Regions from separate parts of the Homo sapiens genome. Here region 2 is linked to region 1. Evidence: read pairs that join two places in POLR2A ChIA-PET (ENCODE). Cell type or tissue: IMR-90. All regions are shown on one strand.

What was found. Peaks named below come from ENCODE experiments on the same cell type or tissue, not always from the same donor. Only the 100,000 strongest peaks of a DNase experiment are listed, where the experiment ranks them.
Region 2: POLR2A ChIA-PET joins it to region 1 with 13 read pairs; 2 of 35 experiments call an interaction of 5 or more read pairs at or near these places.

The regions. Positions count from the first base shown.
Region 1 is chr4:128,337,679-128,340,178 of GRCh38, reverse strand. No RefSeq gene overlaps it. Among named protein-coding and RNA genes, the nearest start is that of PGRMC2, 51 kb to the right of the region's middle. In IMR-90, no CTCF peak of the experiment used is centred here; a DNase peak (open chromatin) is centred at 1,328; H3K27ac peaks cover 1,427 bases.
Region 2 is chr4:128,093,833-128,096,332 of GRCh38, reverse strand. All of the region lies in intron 7 of LARP1B (La ribonucleoprotein 1B), which reads right to left. Among named protein-coding and RNA genes, the nearest start is that of LARP1B, 34 kb to the right of the region's middle. In IMR-90, no CTCF peak of the experiment used is centred here; no DNase peak of the experiment used is centred here.

The DNA of each region.
Region 1 (2,500 bases):
GACATGGAAGAACTACATGATAACTAATACCAGAGAACTGTAAGGAATCTGAGCCAATACTCATCAACCACCCAGCACTATTCTAATGAAAACCACGTATCAGCCAAGCTGAGGAGCTGTAGAGTGAGAGTCCACCATTGACAAAAGCCTACACATCACCCTTGCAGCATCTAACAGATGGACATCTACTCATCCTCAAAAGCTTATTAAATCCCATATAAACTGCCTCTTGAGGACTTTCCAAGAAACTCATAAGTCCATGACACCCAGGGGAGCACTAGGTCAAGAAACGGAAGCCCTGAGCAACATGTGAACTTGAATGAGACTAGATAGTAGTTAAATCTGCCCCAATCGCAGGCACTTGGACTGGGTGGGTTCTATCTGACTATAGTTACCCAAGTAAGCACCCTTTAAGGCATTCGGCCTTAATGAGACTTGTTTTTGTCCATATATTATGAAAGTTTATACCATGTTTGTGAAGAAATGTATTTTCTAAGTTTCTAAATCAGTTCTCCTAGGAAAAAAGCTCTGAAATTGAAAGTCTTGGTTAGTCTTAGATTTGAATGAAGGGTTCATTAACAGCTCCCACTAGAACTCTATAAATACCCAGATGCGATAGCTACTAATTCCAGACAGTAAGCCAAGCATCTGAAACAACAACAACGAAAAACAGAGTAATACTTCCCTTTGGGTATATGGTATCTCTAAACATTTATGTGTTCTTCTCAAAGACAGTGTCTTTTTTTAGGGACTCAATACTATTGCATTTATAAACAAAGTTTAGAAGTTCTACTCAGGGCCTGCATTCTAGTTTGGTCTTCACCTGTATTTTATTTTTCGTTTTTTATAGAGACAGTATCTTCCTATGTTGCCCAGGCTGGTCTCAAGTTCCTGGGCTCAAGCCATGCACCCACCTTGGCCTCCCAAAGTGCTGAGATTACAGGCATGAGCCACCATTCCGAGCCTTCCCCTGTATTTTATAGCACTACATTGTCAGCTTAAAACCATGCCCTCCTTGTTAAGCTCCACTTCTCAAATTTAATAAACACATAAGAATCTGATGTCAACATTCCTATATGTATTTATCAAGGAGTTTTCTCAGAGAGGAAAAATGCTGTAATAGCTTTTTAAAAACAGAATAGGCAATGGTCCGGTAACAAATCTGTTGAACAAAGAATATAAGAGCGAGCTCAGGCCTTCCTTAACAGCAAGAAGAGATGCCACCTAACAAGACATCTGCTTACTCTTTAATGCTTATGATAGGACTATGTGTCCATGTGGCATTAGGCAAGAAAAATGATTCCAAGTGATGGCCTAGAGTTGATAAGGCCAACCACAACCACCAAGTCCTAAGTGGAATGTTGTGACTCAGAGGAAACAGAGTGGGGTGTAAATATGTGGGTCACAGACACTAACAGCAAACAGGCTGATGTATCTGAGGCAGCTCCTAATAAATTTCTGGCACCTTTTACAATCTTACCAAACTAGCTGTTTCAAACACAACAAATGTTTTGCCTAACTTAAATAGACTAAGTTATTAAGTCTGAATAAATGAGGAAGACTTGCTGCCATGATTATAGCTACAAACACAATCAGAATGTTGGTTAGGGCTTAAAGAAATTGCTGGGAGAAACATGCAACACAGGCGAAGTATTGAGAAGGAAGCTAGACAGAAGAGATGGTGAGGAACAAATGATAGTTCATCAATGCATTTAAGGTCAGAAAAAGAATTATAGACTTTAGGGCTTGAAAGAGTCTTTGAGATTATCTAACCCAAGTCTCTCTTTTTTAACATATGAAGGAAATAAAACCCAAGAAAATGTTAAGTTGTTCAATGTCACATGAGTTTTCTTTATTTCCTGTTTAGACTCTTTCCACTATACCATTTTGGCCTCCTCTACTTAACTTTCCCAAGGACAGGGATTCTACCCTTCTAGACTGTCCTTGTATTCCATAAATCCTTATTTGATGAAGGATTTCTGGGCATAAGCCCTGGCTCCTTAGGCTTCCTCTCTGCAAGTGAACCCTTTCCTTCCAGTTCCCATACACCACACAAAGCAAGCAAATACTAATGCAACACATTGCTCTTAACGACTTTACGGAGGAAGGAAATGAGTAGCAAGGTCTACTAGCAAATGATGTTCTTGTTCCAAAGATGAAGGAAGAGTTATGCAAACATCACCCTTTAGGGAAGCTAAAATTCACTCCAAGAGGAAGATGAAGGGCTACCATGCTACAAAACCAGTCTGCCAAATTAGGCCTGCTGGTGAGAGAAAAAGCCATACTATATGGTTGGTAAATATTCACACTGAGTGCCAGATGGGTGTTACACAAATATTAAGGGAGGAATCAATTTGAGAATGTCATATGGGTAACTTTATCTCATGTTTGATTATACAAATGCCCTTCATTGTTTCAGCAACTATTTATTGAGTACCTCCTACATGCCAAGCACTGCTGTAGACCTGTAGATACAGTGGTAGAAAAGCCAGGCCAGGTG
Region 2 (2,500 bases), 240 kb after region 1:
TAAAGAGAGAGAAATACATGTTTAAATTATAGCCTCCATAGGCCGGGCGCGGTGGCTCACGCCTGTAATCCCAGCACTTTGGGAGGCCGAGGCGGGCGGATCACGAGGTCAGAAGATCGAGACCATCCTGGCTAACACGGTGAAACCCTGTCTCTACTAAAAATACAAAAAATTAGCCGGGCAAGGTGGCGGGCGCCTGTAGTGCCAGCTACGTGGGAGGCTGAGGCAGGAGAATGGTGTGAACCCGGGAGGCGGAGCTTGCAGTGAGCTGAGATCGTGCCACTGCACTCCAGCCTGGGCAACAGAGCGAGACTCCGTCTCAAAAAAAAAAAAAAAAAAATTATAGCCTCCATATATGTAAATGAGAGTATGAGGATTTTAAAGACAGAGAAGAAGACAAACGGGAAAATATAGAGAAGAATGATACAAAAGAAATACATAACATCAATGATGATGGGGCCTACAGTTTAATAATCCCACACTATTTCCAAATCACAGAGAAAGTTTTCAAACATGGAATACAAGTTATGAGAAAACAAACCAGCTCACATTTTGGGGTATAAAACTCAGTGACTAAAGATGCCCTTGAAGTATATGGGCCAAATTCTATCTTTGAAAAAAAGGCATCTATAACTGGAAACTTGTTTTCAGCTACCTTTTACTGAAGGGGAAGAAAATAAATCAACTTATTTTAAGAATGTAAATATCCAAATTTTCCTTTAATAGTTTGATATTTACCCAATTGTCAGAGTGCAAAGCTCTCTCAAAGACTACTGAAATACTACTGACATCTCACTCAGTAACACTAGTAAATCATTTACTTTTTTTTTTTTTTTTTTTTTTGAGATGGAGTTTCACTCTTATTGCCCAGGCTGGAGTGGGATGGCATGATCTCGGCTCACTGCGACCTCCGCCTCACAGGTTCAAGCGATTCTCCTGCCTCACCCTCCTGAGTAGCTGGGACTACAGGTGTGTGCCACCATGCCCGGCTAATTTTTGTATTCTTAGTAGAGACGGGGTTTCACTATGTTGGCCAGCCTGGTCTCGAACTCCTGACCTCAGATGATCCACCTGCCTCAGCCTCTCAAAGTGCTGGGATTACAGGAGTGAGCCACCATGCCCTGGCCTCATTTACTCTTTTTAAACACTAAAGGAAAAAATTTTAAACACTGAAGTCTTAAAGCAATGAAGATTCTGATGGTTGTTACACCTCAAAAGCCTTATTCATAGTGTCTGGCATGTGGCAGATACATAATACATGTGTTAAAATTCTAAAATTTCATGCAGGGCACGGTGGCTCACGTCTGTCATTTCCACACTTTGAGAGGCCATGGCAGGCAGATCACCTGAGGTCAGGAATCCGAGACCAGCCTGACCAACATGGTGGAACCCCGACTTTACTAAAAATACAAAATTAGTCGGCCATGGTGTTGCGTGCCTGTAATCCCAGCTACTGGGGAGGCTGAGGCAGGAGAATCGCTTGGACTCGGGAGGCGGAGGTTGCAGTGAGCCAAGATTGCACCATTGCACTGCAGCCTGGGTGACAACAGCAAAACTCCATTTCAAAAGAAAAAAAAAATTCTAAAATTTCAGACATTAAGACATTTAATTTAGTCACAAGTTACAACTGTTCTTAGCTGTGAGATGTGAACTTCCCTAAATCAATAACAAACTGTCCTGGCCAGGCACTTTGAGCTCAGGCATTCGAGACCAGATGGGGCAACATGGCAAAACCCTGTCTCTACTAAAAATACAAAAATTAGCTGGGCGCAGTGTCACGTGCCTCTAATCCCAGCTATTCGAGAGGCTAAGGCAGGAGAATTGCTTGAACTTGAACCCGGGAGGCAGAGGTTGAGGTGAGCCGAGATTGCGCCACTGTACTCCATCCTGGGCGACAGAGTGAGACAATGTCTCAAAAAAAAAAAAAAAAAAGAAAAAGAAAAAGAAAAAAGGAAAAAACCTCTAAAGATCTACAAATCTATCAGAGTGCTGTCATCTGAGTGCCAAGAGAGATTATCACAGCTAGAAATAATCAAGATCTTTACATTTTAATGCTGACATCACAAACAATTAATACAAGTTTTCACTTAAAATGTTAAAAACAAGTAGGCCAGGTGTGGTGGCTCACGCCTGTAATCCCAGCACTTTGGGAGGCCGAGGACGGCGGATCACAAGGTCAGGAGTTCGAGACCAGCCTGACCAACGTGGTGAAACCTTGTCTCTAATAAAAATACAAAAATTAGCATCTCAAAAAAATTTTTAAAAAGTTAAAAAAAAGTAGACTGCAATAAAAAGTTTTTAAAATGTTTTTAAAAAAAAAAAGGTCAGGCACGGTGGTTCACGCCTGTAATCCCAGCACTCTGGGAAGCTGATGTGGGTGGATCACCTGAGGACAGGAGTTTGAGACCAGCCTGACCAACAAGATGAAACCCCGTCTCTACTAAAACTACAAAAATTAGCTGGGCGTGGTGGCATATGCCTGTAATCACAGCCACTCGGG